Regions from separate parts of the Homo sapiens genome. Here region 2 is linked to region 1. A link is a loop called in an ENCODE intact Hi-C map of the cell type or tissue named here. Cell type or tissue: Caco-2. All regions are shown on one strand.

Region 1 (8,000 bases):
CCAAGTCTGATCTTTACAAAAGATGAATGGGTGGGGTGCTCTGGAAGAAGATGATATTTGACAAGAAAGGCAGCTCATATGTCCTTTCTAGAGCATACTGTGGGTTAATAACACATTGCTGTGTTGAGGCCTGTAGGAAGTCTGTTCTGATGGGGAACTTAAATAAATCGTATTTAGCCTCTTGATGGTTTCTCCCTCCCTATTTTGTGCTTCTCAAATCCTCTGCATTTTATTTGGTCATCAACTATGAGCGACTCTTAGTTTGCTGAGCAAAGGCTGTCAACTATGCAAAGGCAAGCTTCAGCTCTCAGTCTTTTCAACCTGTTTCATTCCAAGATCTGGCTTTGAGAGGTTTGAATTGATGAGGTATTATCAAAGTACAGCCAGTAAGCACCAAAGACTCAAATTGTGTGTGTGAATGTTTACTGTCGGACATCCAACCTCCTCATGAATCATGAATCTGTGTGTCCCACGGCATGTTCCACTTTGTAGGATACATGAAATGACTGGTCCTCACATCTTTGAATGGCATAAAATTTAAAACCCACAGATTATTAATACCAGATTCTCGTTTATTGTTTCATCATTCCTGAAATCATGCTCTGTAGTAAAGACTTTCCAAGTATCTTCATATTCATGGGGCTGCCCTGGGGAAAAACAAAACAAAAACAAAATTATCCCTTGACTACAATATGTGGCACAAGAAAAATCATTTTCTACTGAATTGGCCCCTGTCACAATTATCCCCTGATGCCTGGTTTTGAATACAGAGCTTACATTTCTAATCATCCATGCTGGCATTTTCTTTACTTGATTGCCCAATTGCTATACACACAGACATTATGGTGGATTGACCTGAGTTCATTTTCGCCACAATATACTCTGTTCTCTTATGAATAAAAGACTCGAAATTCCTGAAGGGAGGGCTGTGATTGATGGCTGTGTTTAGGTAAACCTTTATGTGGGGTGGGTGGAGTGAAAGGGGCTGGGAAAGGGTCGGATCTGTACCTCTAAAATATGTAAATGAGGATAAAATTACTTCCCAGAAAATGGGGGCTAATGCAACCATCTAGAAATTTTGTTTGTTTGTTATTTTCTTAGAGACAGAGTCTGGCCCCATCTCCCAGGCAGGAATGCAATGGTGCGATCATAGCTCACTGTAACCTGAACTCTGGGACTCAAGCAATCCTCCTGCTTCAGCCTCCCAAGTAGCTGGGACTACAGTTGCGTGCCACCATGCCCTGCTAATTTCTTTAAATTTTTTGTTGTCTCTCTGTGTTGTCCAGGCTGGTCTCTAACATCTGGCTTCAAGTGATCCCCCTGCCTCAGCTTCCCAAAGAGCTGGAATTACAAGCATGAGTCACCATGCCCAGCCCAGAACTTTTTTTTTAAATTCAAAATTGGCTGGGCACGATGGCTCACACCTGTAATTCCAGCGCTTTGGGAGGCCGAGGCGGGTGGATCATTTAAGGTCAGAAGTTCAAGACCATCATGTCCCACATGGTGAAACCCCTTCTCTACTAAAAATACAAAAATTAGCCAGGCGTGGTGGCACACATCTGTAATCCCAGTTACTTGGGAGGCTGAGGCAGGAAAATCAGTTGAACCTGGGAGGCAGAGGTTGCAGTGGACCAAGATCGTGCTACTGCACTCCAGTCTGGGCAACAGAGCAAGACTCCATCTCAAAAAAAAAAAAAAAATCCACCATAAATTGTTAATGGATTGGGAGGCCAAGGCGGGCGGATTACGAGGTCAGGAGATTGAGATCATCCTGGCTAACACGGTGAAACTCCATCTCTACTAAAAAATTCAAAAAAAAAAAAAAAAAAGAAAAAGTTAATGGAAAGAGCATGCCTCTCTACATAGGGCCAAGCCTGAAGTTGATCAGATGATAGAAGCATCTTTTGGTCCATTTTGTAGGATTCTCCAATGTCCTAAGTCCAAAGTTCCCAATATAATGTCTTAATCTGTTTTCTTCTTACCATCATTTATCAGAAAAGATGGGGTTCATTTTCAGAGTGGTATGGCCATAGACCTTACCATAATTTAAAAGCCCAGTTGTTATCATCATTCATTTTAATTTGGTTTTGGGAAAAGATAGGAGGAAAGAGAGAAAAAGTTATATTCTATCAGTCTTAAAATTCAATATATAAATCAAATTTAACTTCAAATTTTCCACTTTCTGGTATTCTGCAAAAATCCACTAAATTTCTGCCTAGTCCCAAGAGGTGATGCTACCATCTTATAAGTTTAACTTTCTCTTATGCCAGATATTTAATGACCCAACATACAGCACTGCAAAATCCTTTCTTGGCTAGACTCTGCATCTAGCCATTACATCTGCCTTTAACAGACTGTCAGTCTGGCAAGAACACCCACTATATGAAGAGCTGCTATTGATCTCAGGTATAATTGGTTCACAGCCTGGCCTGTGTCAGGGTTGGCAACACAGGTCAGTGGAAATATGCACAAATTAGACATGATCAATAGGTGGTTTCCAACCTCTTTCCCATTGGCCCAAGTGAAGGTAACAAGCACACAACAATCTTGCCCACCTATAAACTGGAATTTACCACACAAGCAGTCCAACTTTTCCAGAGGATTAAGCGGGAAGGCAAGAAATTAAATTATTAAATATGATTGCTCTTTGCAAAGCATGATACTGTATAAATACCAAAAATATTACAGGTCAGATGTGGTGGCTTACACCCAGAATCGCAGCACTTTGGGAGGCTGAGGTGGGATGACCACTTGAGCTCAGGAGCTCAAGACCATACTGGGCAAGATAATGAAACCTCGTCTCTACTAAAAATAAAATTTTAAAATTAACCATGTGTGGTGACATGTGCCTGTAGTCCCAGATACTCAGGAGGCTGAGGTAGGAGGCTCTCTTGGCCAGTGAGGTCAAGGCTGCAGTGAGCTATGATCGTGCCACTACACTCCAGCCTGGACAACAGAGCAAAGACTCTGTCTCAAAAAAAAAAAAAAAAGCAAAAAAGCAAAAACAAAAAAGTTACTTTGTTAGGCTGGGCACAGTGGCTCACACCTGTAATCCCAGCACTTTGGGAGGCCGAGGCGGGTGGATCACCTGAGGTTGGGAGTTCAAGACCAGCCTGACCAACATAGAGAAACCCCGTCTCTACTAAAAATATAAAATTAGCCAGGTGGAGTGGTGCATGCCTGTAATCCCAGCTACTTGGGAGGCTGAGGCAGGAGAATCGCTTGAACCCGGGAGGCGGAGGGTTGTGGTGAGCCAAGATCACGCCATTGCACTCCAGTCCGGGCAACAAGAGCAAAACTCCCTCTCAAAACAAACAAACAAACAAACAAGCAAACATGATTTTGTATGGGGGAAAAAATGGAAGGATTCATGTATTTCCTCATCACAGTTGAGAATATGGATTAATACAACTGCATCACAGAGAATTCATTGTATCTTATGTATACACTATATCATATCACTCCTTTGGATTTTAAATTTACTAGGTCAAAAAATTTCCCTTAACAGCAACAACAGTAAAAAATAATATGTGTAGATGTTTTACACGGTGGGCTGGGGGGGCGGGAATTAATTCTTCAAGCATCAAAGGGGAGACTTAATGTTGTAGAAATGTGGCCAAGTTCATCAACTTGGAAAATTAACTTATGTGCCTGGGTTGTATTGACTTCATCTGCTCTTCCTTCTCCAGAACAAGTTAGAAACACTCAAGATTTTGCAAATAAGGAATCCATCTGTCCATGTAGTCATCAAGAAGTTGGGGGTCTCTTTCCAGTTATCTGAGAAAAGTGATTTCAATGCTCTGAAAACCCCCTCGCCACCCCCCACCTCCCCCAGGACTTTCACAAGAAATTCCAAGGTCTTTCAGCCTGGGCCAAAGGAAAAAGAAAGATATTTTTTAATTAAGAAATCAATGCAAAAGCGAAATGCCTTTGGTGTAAGTCCTCTCCGAGTCGCTTAGAAACGTGAGAAAATCTGCTCGAGCTAAGCTATCTTTAATAATACCAATTCTTCAGCGAGCTCCTCCTAGGTGGATTCACATATAGGCCCCCCCAGAGAGAGGCACCTCTGCGGAAATGAACATTGACCTCACGTGGCTGAGTCTTCTGCAGCAAGGGGATGCCATCCCTGCGGCTCCTAGAGCCACGTGTTGCTGGGGCGCATTTACACCTGGCACCGGGATGGGCGGTGCGTTGAGGCGCTTGGAGGATCCCACCTGGGCGGGGAGACTGAGCGCTGATGTTAGCTGGAGCTGCCTCAGCATTTTGTGTTCTTGATCACATTTCACAGGGATTTCACTCCCGCCCGAGCACCCTCTTTCGGCTGCTGCTGATGGGACGCGTGCATCAAGAGATCAGTGGACCCAGAGCGAGGTGGGGACGTGACACAGGGCGGCGGGGCCTCGGGGGACAAAGGGGACCCGCTCTCGGAAGGGGACGTCCGGGCGTGCGCCATCGTGAAGCGGAGACGTTTCTATTTCCAGCCGGTCTGCCCAGAGGCTGAGTTTGCCACATCAGTGACGGCTGGCCTGGGAAGGTTTCTCTAAAATAGCCTCCCACTTGTGCTCAACATGAAGCTGAACCCATTAATTCAAAACACAGCTCTGCGCTTCCTCCCCGCCGCTGCTTTCGCGACAGACGCTGCCCCAGCAGAACAAACCCTTGCATTTGGAGGCCCGCGCGGCTCCGGAGCGCTGAGCCCGTTTGTCTAAACAGCTCTCAGCGGTGGTTCTCATTACAGGGAGACAGCCCCACGCAAACAGACAGCCCTGCTCCTTTAAACACAGCAATTTGGGCTTGTCTGTTGCTCCCTGCTCTTTTTTTTTTTTTTTTTTAAATCATTTGGACTGTAAAGTAATTAGAGGGATAGACATTCCCAAAATAAGAAGATCAACAGCTGAGCTTTGTAATTCTAACGTGAGCACACATATCATTTCAGGCTCTCCCAGGACCCCTAGGCAGGTACGATTTCAATAATCAAAGCGTTTTGCATACATTTTCTAATTACCACTCTTGCCCTTGGATTTTTTTGTTTTTGAACTTCCAAGCTCGCCAGTGCCACAGAGGGTGGGCTCCATCCCCTCTGTCACCGCCTGGCTTCTCGCTCCCATCCTCAGCCTTGCCCACCGCTGAGCACAACCTTGGTTTGTTTTTTTCCCTATCAAAGCGCTGTGCGAAGAAAGGAAAATAGTGTTTTGAGGGGGAAGAGTAAGGAGTGGTAATTATATTCCTAATCACATGTAATTTAAGAGAAAATGAGTAGATGGGAGAGGCTATTTAGCTCTTGACTCCGTGTAATTCCACAGTCTGGGACCACAGGCACCCCACTGTCACCTGGGTGTCTTTCAAAGCCACCCTAGGCTCAGCAGCCAAACGGTTAATTACAAGGGAGAAGCTGCTCTCCAGCAACTGCAGCTCTAACTGTGGAACACTGTCATTAGATGACAATGGCAGCCTTTGCCCCAAATCCAGAGCCTACCTCAGACTGTTCCCCTGGGTTCTCTGCCCCACTTCCGAAGTGGGAAAGGCACCAGGCATGTACAAACACATGACAACAAACAGTAGGGCTGCACTCCGTTTAACATACCAGTATTTTTGTGCTCAGTACATTAGATATGTCACTCATGACATTTGCACAATTCAATTAATGAACGATTGAATAATTTACTGAGCAAAAGCTACTCACATGGGTAACATTGTGCAAAGAGTCACATTTGTTAGTTCATCTGTGAAACAAACACCGACTCAAGGATTGCTGAGAGGATTTAATGAGATAATAAATAATAATGACTGGGTGCGGTGGCTCACACCTGTAATCCCAACACTTTGGGAGGCCAAGGTGGGCAGATCACTTGAGCCCAGGAGTTCAAGACAAACCTGGGCAACATGGAAAATCCTCATCCCTATAAAAAATTAAAAAATTAGCCAGGCCTGGTGGTGCATGCCCGTAGTCCCAGCCACTTGGTAGGCTGAGGTAGGAGATCACTTGAGCCCAGAAGATTGAAGCTACAGTGGGCGGTGATCACACCACTGCACTCCAGCCTGGGCAACAGAGCAAGACCTTGTCTCAATAAAACAATAAAATGAAATAAAATTAATAATAATGATAATAAAACTTTGAACACTGCCTGACACAGCAGGTGCTTAGCAAATATTAGATATTAATACGTAAAATTCAAGCCTGAGCAACATAGTGGGACTCTCTTTTTTTATTTCTTTATTTTATTTTTCAATTTTTTTTTGAGATGGAGTCTCGCTCTGTTGCCCAGGCTGAAGTGCAGTGGCACGATCTCGGCTCACTGCCACCTCCACCTCCCGAGTTCAAGCAATTCTCTTGTCTCAGTCTCCCCAGTAGCTGGGACTACAAGCGCCTGCCACCATGCCCTGCTAATTTTTTGTATTTTTAGTATAGACTGGGTTTCACCATATTGGTCAGGCTGGTCTCGAACTCCTGACCTCAAATGATCCACCCGCCTCGCCCTCCCAAAGGAGACCCTGTCTCTTAAAAATTTTTAAATTAGCCAGGCATGGTGATGCACACTTGTAGTTCCAGGTACTCAGGAGGCTGAGGCAGGAGGATGACTTGAGCCCAGGAGTTCGAGGCTGCAGGGAGCTATGATTGCACCACTGCACTCCAGCCTGGACAACAGAGGAAGACCCTGTCTCAAAAAAAAAAAAAAAAAAACCTTAAAATTCCGTGCATATGAGTTGTGTGTCCAGTACTTTACATACATCTTATTTCATATTTACAATAATACCATGAAGAAGACTATTCTTGTTCACATTTCACCAAAAACTGAGAATTAAAGAGATCAAAAAACTGTGCCCAAGGTCACACAGCCAGTAACAGAAGTGGGATTTAAACTCAGGAAACGTGACTCAGCAGTCTGTTATTTAATCAAAACATTCCTCTCTTTCTCTCCCTCCCTACGTCTTCCTCTGTCTTATCTTGTGCATATAAATATATGTATAATATTTTACATCTTTAAATAATTTCATACAAACGACCTGTTGTTAGAACCTAAGGATTATTATTTTCCCTCAAAGAGATTTACCGCATCTCACAATTTATAGCTAGAGTGCTTGATTGACATAGAGTTTTATTGAAAGTTATGTTTTAAGTGTGTTGTCTTATCTCCAAAATTGTACTTTAAGCTCCTCTATAACCACACTATATCTATTCAGCTTTGTATCCCCCCACGGTTTGCCCTTTAACATCAGAAAGAGTGCAATAGATAGTATGCATTAATTAAGTTCAAAATGAATTAACAAATACATATTGAGTGCCAATACAAGGCATTATTCACCATGTTCTTTTCATTCAAAAAAAGTTTAACATAGCCAGAAATTAAAGATAACTTCACAATATCTTTGCCACATGGCACCAATAGCAGACGCTCTCAAAAACAACAACAACAACAACAAACTTCAACGTTTGAATTAAATGATGAAATTTCTTTCTTTTTTTGAAATAGGGTCTCACTCTGTCACCCAGACTGGAGCACAGTGGCATGAACACAGCTCACTGCAGCTTTAGTCTCCTCGGTTCAAGCAATTCTCCCACCTCAGCCTCCCAAGTAGCTGGGGCCACAGGTATGCACCACCACACTTAGCTAATTTTTCAGCTTTCTGTAGAGATGGGGTCTCACCATCTTTCCCAGGCTGGTCCCAAACTTTTAGGCTCAAGTGATCTGCCCTCTTCAGCCTCCCAAAGTGCTGGGATTACAGGTGCGAGTCACCGTGCCAAGTCAATAATTTCTTAGACTAACATGGGGCAGGAGCCATAATGGTCCCATGACTTCTCAACTACAAATAGTTGCCAAAAGTGGTATCCACAGCCATACTTTATAAGTGAAATTTTATTAATCAATTGATGTATATGAACATAAATGCAGAAAGGGGAGCAATACGTATTTGATGTTGCCCTGGACTATTATAGTGGTTAAAAATGGAGGAAAATTATTATGATAAAGGTAAGGACCTATTTATTCAATATATAAGTA
Region 2 (8,000 bases), 51 kb before region 1:
ATACCTTTTTTTTTTTTTTAAAGAGTCTTACTTTGTCACCCAGGCTGGAGGTGCAGTGACATGATCACAGTTCACTGCAGCCTTGACCTCTCGTGCTCAAGTGATCCTCCCACCTCAGTCTCTGGAGTAGCTAAGACTACAGGTATGCACCACCACACCTGGCTAATTTTTGTATTTTTTGTACAGACAGGGTTTTACTGTGTGGCTCAGGCTGCTCTCCAACTCCTGGGTTCAATGGATCCTTCCATCTTGGCCTCCCAAAGTGTTAGGATTACTCCCAAAGTGAGCCACTGTGACTGGCCTCATCCTCATACCTTTTTAAAGCATGTTTTCTACTATGTGAGGGTAGCAGGAAAGTGGGGGGCACTTTCCATCCATTCCCAAGCAATCCCACCTGATCGTCAAGTGATCCTTGAATCTTCTAGACTATTTGTGAATAATCTAATACAAATTTCCTATTCAGTGTAACTACACCCTGCCTGGCATTTCATGTCACTATTTCATGAAGGGCTGTTATCTGAAATTAGATTATACATTTCTTGAGAACAAAATATTCATTTTTCACCTCTTTCACATGCACGTGTCCCTGCTCATCCATAACTGCCTCCTATCAATTATCATGTTCCCTCTGTGCTGAGGGATAACAGCACAAAGTGAAAATGTGCTGAATTCAACTGATAGGCCGAGGCCTTGAAAAAGAGAGGCAAACCCAGATGTCATCTGTGAAAATTTCCACATTCCTTTTTAAACTTGAAATTACTCCAAATGAGAGCAATAAACATAAAAGTGCTCCTATAACCCTCTCTTTGCATCCGTTTCAATTTGTACTTCATTTCTAGGAACATTTTTTTTTTTTTCAACAGAGTTGTCCAGGCTGGAGTGGAGTGGCATGATCGAGGCTCATTGCAGCCTGAACCCTCCCTGGGCTCAGGTGATCCTCCCACCTCAGCCTCTGGAGTAGCTGGGACTTCAGGTGCAGGCCACCACACCCAGCTAATGTTTGTACTTTTTGTAGAGATTGGCCACATCACCCAGGCTTGTCTTGAACTCCTGGGCTCAAGTGATCCACCCGCCTGGCCTCCAAAAGTGCTGCTATTATAGGCATGAGCCACTGCACCAGGTGAGAAACATGATTTAAAGCTAGCTAGCTAGTTATTTTTCTCTGCTGGTCCAGTATTAAAGGAGATTTTCATGCAAGAATGAGATCTAGAAGAAATGATTAGAATCTTATTTTCCCGCAGCTGACATTCTATCCCGGCCTCTCAGACCTGATCAGCCATTAGAAAAGTATGGTTTCATCATAATTACAGCAAACACTCATTGACTTCTTGGTATGTGCTAGACACTGTATTAAGTGTATTAATTGCATACCTTATCTCGTCTAATCTTCACAATAATTGAAAAAGACAGGAACTACAATAACTCTCATGTCATAGGTTGAACAAACCACAGGGCATAAAAATTGAGTAACTTGCCCAAGCTCATACAGCCTGTAGTGGGTAAAGCCAAAATTCAAATCAGCTTTGTTTACCTCTTGCTACTCAAAGTGTGGTCCCTAGACCAGCAGCATTGGCACCACCTGGGGACTTGTTAAAAATGCAAAATCCCCAGTCCCACCCCAGATTTACTGAATCAGAATCCTTGAAATTGGGGCCCGGCAATCTGTAGTTTAAAAAGGTCTTCAGAGGCTGGGCACAGTGTCTGATGCCTGTAATTACAACACTTCGGGAGGCTGAGGCAGGTGGATTGCTTGAGGCCAGGAGTTTGAGACCAGCCTGGGCAACATAGCAAGACCCCATCTTAAATGGTTTGGCTCTGTGTTGCCACCCAAATCTCATGTCAAATTGTAATCCCCAGTGTTGGAGGTGGGACCTCGTGGGAGGTGTTTGGATCATGGGAGTAGGGTTCTCATGAATGCTATAGCACCATCCCCTCTGTGCCCTTCTCATGACAGTGAGTGAGTTATCCTGGGATCTGGTTGTTTAAAAGTGTGCAGCACCTGCCTCTCTCTCTTCCTCCTGCTCCAGCCTTGTAAGATGTGCTTGCTTCCCTTCGCCTTCTGTCATGATCATAAGTTTCCTGAGGCCTCCCCAGCCATGCTTGCTACAGAGCCTGTGCAGCTGTGAACCAGTTAAACCTCTTTTCTTTATAAACTACCCAGTCTTCAGTATTTCTTTATAACAGTGAAATAACAACTAATACACCATCTCTATAAAAAATAGAAATAAAAAAATTAGCCAGGCCTGGTGGCTGGGAGGTCAAGGGTGCAGTAAGCCGTGATCATGCTACTGCACTCCAGCCTGGGTGACAAAGCGAGACCCTGTCTCAAAGAAAAAGTTCATGTTTTAATTATCAGGAGCTCTTCTTGTTCTCTGACTGTTCTTGGGTCACAACAACTTGTTCTTATTTTAGGAATGTAATGTCATCCATATCATCCTAAATTGTTCCGAGAACACTAAAAAAAGGGGTTTTTTTTTTTTTTAGTTATTTTTAGTTCCCTGAGTTATATCTATTTTCTTCAGAATCTGTTGTTCTGTTTGTTCATATTAATCCTTCCCTTTTCTGAAATTGGCATAATCAAATATCTAGTGTTATATCTGTATCAGTCCATTCTCACACTGCTATAAAGAGCTACCTGAGACTGGGTAATTTATGAAGAAAAGAGGTTTGACTCACAGTTCTGCGGTCTGTACAGGAAGCATGACTGGGAGGCCTCAGGAAACTTACAGTCGTGGCAGACGGCAAAGGGGAAGCCAGCACCTTCTTCACACACAGCAGAAGAGAGACAGCGTGAAGGGGAAAGTGCCACACACTTTTAAAACCACCAGATCTCATGAGAACTCATTAACTATCACAAGAACAGCAAGGGGGAAATCTGCCTCCATGATCCAGTCACCTCCCACCAGGTCCCTCCCCTATAATCCCCAGGGATTACAATTCAACATGAGATTTGGGAGAGCCAAACAGAGCCAAACCATGTCAATACCTATGGCTCAAGGACAAAGCTGATTAGCACAGATAGCATGGGTTTCTCGGGACTCTTTCTTAAGTGAGGGAGTTCTGTGCATACACTGGGTAAGTGAGTGGGAGTGCTGTCAGGCAGCCTTCCCTATTGTATAGACCAGGCAACCTAGAGATCCCCAAGATTGTTAGGGAATAAAGAACTTTGGTGTAGTTCACACCTGAGCAAAGCTGTCTTACTTAGCCTTTGTTCCTCAGGCCCAGGGTTACCTCCAGCTTTTTTCTTTAGGCCCAGCACCTATATCCCCTTACTCTAAAGGGTTAGGGTTCTTTAGAGATGATTTGGTTTTATCCACTTGCCATAATTTGCCCATGTTTGCTTTGAAATTGCACGGTGGACTAGAGAAGAAAGAGAGGAGAAGGAAAAGCTCTAGTTGAAGAAGGGGGTTCCAAAGTCCTGAATTCAGAACTTTAAATAAACACTCTGATGGGTGCCCTCTGACCCATCCCTGTCCTTTGTGTTGGATGACTCTGAGCTTGGAGCTTCTCCAGCCCTCTCTTATCTCTAGAATCTCCTCCTCTGTTTTTACTTTTGTTTGCTTTTCATATTTGTCCATCTGCTTTCTTTCTACCAGCATGTATTTCACGCTCTGTGATTCCTTTATTGATGTCCAGCACTGTGGTTTCATTGGATAGATTAATAGACAGACAGACAACAGATGGGTAATAGTTTCAGTCATTTCAGTGGGACCTTGAGAAAGCATGAAGGTTGATAAGTATGCTCACTCTCTCTTCTTGAACAAGAAGATACTCAGCAAAGATTTCAGCATATAGAATTTTTTGTTTTAGAAGTCATATTTACCTTTTCCTCCTCCCACCCTATCAAATTATATCTTCAGAAAATTATCAGATAAATACATATCTAATAAATACATCACCTAGTAAATACTTACTTTATTTTATTTTATTTATTAATATTTATTTATTTTGAGATAGGATCTCACTCTGTCACCCAGGCTGGGGTGCAGTGGCATGATCCTAGCTCACTGCAGCCTCTAACTCCTAGGTTCAAATAATCGTCCCACCTCATCCTCCTGAGTAGCACTACAGGCACACACCACCATGCCTGGTGTATTTGTCTGTTCTCACACTGCTAATAAAGACATGCCTGAGACTGGGTAATTTATAATGAAGAAGAGGTTTAATGGGCTCACAGTTCCATGCGGCTGGGGAGGTCTCATAGTCATGGCAGAAGGCAAAGGAGGAGCAAAGTCACGTCTTACATAGCGGCAGGCAAGACAGGGAGCATGTGTAGGGGAACTCCCCTTTATAAAACCATCAGATCTCGTGAGACCTATTCACTATCATGAAAGCAACCTGGGAAAGACCTGCCCCCATGATTCAATTACCTCCCACCAGGTCCCTCCCATGACACATGGAAATTATGGTAGCTACAATTCAAGATTTGGGTCGGGGCACAGTCAAACCATATCACCTGGGTAATATTTAAAAATTTTTTTAGAAACAAGGGTCTCACTATGTTGACCAGGCTGGTCTTGAACTTCTGGCCTCAAGTGTTCCTCCTATCTCAGCCTCCCAAATTGCTGGGATTACAGACATAAGCCACCATGCCTGGCCTTAGCACTTCTTTAAGTATATACACACAGACACACATGAACATAATGGGAAATGTTAGAAGCCAAATTGTAGTAGAAACAAAAGCCTAGCTTAAAAAAAATTACCATTTGAGAATTTCAGGTATCATGAAAGTACAAACATTCAAATATTTTGTGGACATTTTCCTTTTATGGGGAATTTAATTGCATGAGGTCAATTAAGGTTGAATCTGAACATCTCTGAACCCTAATACGTCTACCAATCAGATGAACTAATAACTTTCTGGTGATATTTGGTGGCCAGCTGAGAAAGCAATGTGGTATTTTAAGAAAGGCGATAGACCAAACCAAACTAACCACATCAAGGTAATTCTATACATCTCATTTTTCAAAATGTCTATGACTGCAGGAACCTTTGAAAGTTTATAGAAAGGAAGTATTGATAAATCTATGTGTATTTCAAAGAAACTTTTTTTTAATTTTAATTTTTATTTATTTATTTTTTTTATATAGTATTTATTGATCATTCCTGGGTGTTTCTCGGAGAGGGGGATTTGGCAGGGTCATAGGACAATAGTGGAGGGAAGGTCAGCAGATAAACATGTGAACAAGGGTCTCTGGTTTTCCTAGGCAGAGGACCCTGCGGCCTTCCGCAGTGTTTGCGTCCCTGGGTACTTGAGATTAGGGAGTGGTGATGACTCTTGACGAGCATGCTGCCTTCAAGCATCTGTTTAACAAAGCACATCTTGCACCGCCCTTAATCCATTTAACCCTGAGTGGACACAGCACATGTTTCAGAGAGCACGGGGTTGGGGGTAAGGTTATAGATTAACAGCATCCCAAGGCAGAAGAATTTTCTTAGTACAGAACAAAATGGAGTCTCCCATGTCTACTTCTTTCCACACAGACACAGTAACAATCTGATCTCTCTTTTCCCCACATTTCCCCCTTTTCTATTCGACAAAACCGCCATCGTCATCATGGCCCGTTCTCAATGAGCTGTTGGGTACACCTCCCAGACGGGGTGGCAGCCGGGCAGAGGGGCTCTTCACTTCCCAGACGGGGCGGCCGGGCAGAGGCGCCCCTCACCTCCCAGATGGGGCAGCTGGCCGGGCGGGGGCTGCCCCCCACCTCCCTCCCAGACGGGGCGGCTGCTGGGCGGAGACGCTCCTCACTTCCCAGACTGGGCGGCTGCAGGGCAGAGGGGCTCCTCACTTCCCAGACGGGGCAGCTGCCGGGCGGAGGGGCTCCTCACTTCTCAGACGGGGTGGCCGGGCAGAGACGCTCCTCACCTCCCAGACGGGGTGGCGGTCGGGCAGAGACACTCCTCAGTTCCCAGACGGGGTCGCGGCCAGACAGAGGTGCTCCTCATATCCCAGACGGGGCGGCGGGGCGGCGGGGCAGCGGCGCTCCCCACATCTCAGACGATGGGCGGCAGGGCAGAGACGCTCCTCACTTCCTAGATGGGATGGCGGCCGGGAAGAGGTGCTCCTCACTTCCCCGACTGGGCTGCCAGGCAGAGGGGCTCCTCACATCTCAGATGATGGACGGCCAGGCAGAGACGCTCCTCACTTCCCAGACGGGGTGGCGGCTGGGCAGAGGCTGCAATCTCAGCACTTTGGGAGGCCAAGGCAGGCAGCTGGGAGGTGGAGGTTGTAGCGAGCCGAGATCACGCCACTGCACTCCAGCCCCGGCAAGACTGAGCACTGAGTGAGCGAGACTCCGTCTGCACTCCCGGCACCTCGGGAGGCCGAAGCGGGCAGATCACTCGCGGTCGGGAGCTGGAGACCAGCTCGGCCAACACGGCGAAACCCGTCTCTGCCAAAAAATACGAAAACCAGTCAGGCGTGGCGGAACGCGCCTGCAATCCCAGGCACTCGGGAGGCTGAGGCAGGAGAATCAGGCAGGGAGGTTGCAGTGAGCCGAGATGGCGGCAGTACAGTCCAGCCTCTGCTCAGCATCAGAGGGAGACCGTGGAAAGGGGAGACGAGGAAGAGACCGTGGAAAGGGGAGACGAGGGACAGGGAGACCGTGGAAAGAGGAGACGAGGGAGAGGGAGAGGGAGAGCAGAAACTTCTAAATCAAATATTTTGCCTCGTCATAAATAATACTTTGTCCAGATGTAAAAAAGAAAAAAAAAAAAACCAGAACGGGAACACATAGTTAAAATTGGAAAAGACAAAGGTGGGTAACACATGTAAACAAACAATCTAGGGTAATGACTAAAAGAAACATCATGTTTAGATTTTCAACTCTCACTATTATTATAAACATTTAAGACCGGGCGTGGTGGCTTATGCCTGTAATCCTAGCATTTTGGGAGGCCGAGGCGGGTGGATCACCTGAGGTCAGGAGTTTAAGACCAGCCTGGCCAACATGGTGAAACCCCATCTCTACTAAAAATACAAAAATTATCTGGGTCTGGTGGTGGGCACCTGTAATCCCAGCTACTCGGGAGGCTGAGGCAGGAGAATCGCTTGAATGCAGGAGGCGGAGGTTGCGGTGAACCAAGATCACACCATTGCACTCCAGCCTGGGCAACAAGAGTGAAACTCCATCTCAAAAAAAAAAAAAAAAAAAAAAATTTAAAAAACAGATAGGCTAACACTAATCAGTTGAATTTCTATAAAGTCATTCTTTACTCAAAATATCCAATTCATTTTATCATAACAGATGTGTATTAGAATGCATGAGTATACATTATTATAAATGGCAATTGTAGAATGATTATGGTATAGGAATCTTTTTAAAAGCTGACATTTGGGCTGGGCATGGTAGCTTACACCTGTCATCCCAGTGCTTTGGAAGGCAGAGGCAGGAGGATTGCTTGAGGCCAGGAGTTCAACACCAGCCTGGGCAACATAGCAAGACCTCCATATCTACAAAATTTTTTAAATTAGCCAGGTGCCATGGTATGTGCCTGTAGTTCCAGCTACTCAAGAGGCTGAGGCAAGAGGATCACTTGAGCCCAGGAGTTGAATACTACAGTGAACTATGGTCTTACCACTGCACTCCAGCCTGAGAGAGCGAGACTCTGTCTTTAAGAAAATAAAAATAAGGCTGGGCATGGTGGCTTACACCTGTAATCCCAGCACTCTGGGAGGCTGAGGTGGGCGGATCATGAGGTCAGGAGATTGAGACCATCCTGGCTAACACACGGTGAAACTCCGTCCCTACTAAAAATACAAAAAAATTAGCCAGGCGTGGTGGCGGGCGCCTGTAGTCCCAGCTTCTCAGGAGGCTGAGGCAGGCAGGAGAATCGCTTGAACCCGGGAGGTAGAGTTTTCAGTGAGCCGAGATCGCACCACTGCACTGCAGCCTGGGCGACAGAGCGAGACTCCATCTCAAAAATAAATAAATAAAATAAAATAAAATAAAATAAAAGTTGGCATTTGGTGCTCTTCGCTTTGCAAATAAGTAGAC

Evidence for each region. Peaks named below come from ENCODE experiments on the same cell type or tissue, not always from the same donor. Only the 100,000 strongest peaks of a DNase experiment are listed, where the experiment ranks them.
Region 2: a loop joins it to region 1, with 2.5 times the contacts of the local background. A loop is called at or near these places in 3 of 110 quality-filtered maps.

Annotation. Positions count from the first base shown.
Region 1 is chr10:28,718,825-28,726,824 of GRCh38, reverse strand. LOC107984170 (a long non-coding RNA gene) reads right to left here. Exons shown (of 3, transcript XR_001747283.2): 3 at 552-647. Among named protein-coding and RNA genes, the nearest start is that of LINC01517, 21 kb to the left of the region's middle. RefSeq lists an enhancer at 4,340-4,841. In Caco-2, no CTCF peak of the experiment used is centred here; DNase peaks (open chromatin) are centred at 4,394 and 4,604; H3K4me3 peaks cover 1,177 bases.
Region 2 is chr10:28,769,751-28,777,750 of GRCh38, reverse strand. The region is part of intron 2 of LINC01517 (long intergenic non-protein coding RNA 1517); the gene reads right to left. Among named protein-coding and RNA genes, the nearest start is that of LINC00837, 22 kb to the left of the region's middle. In Caco-2, no CTCF peak of the experiment used is centred here; a DNase peak (open chromatin) is centred at 3,470.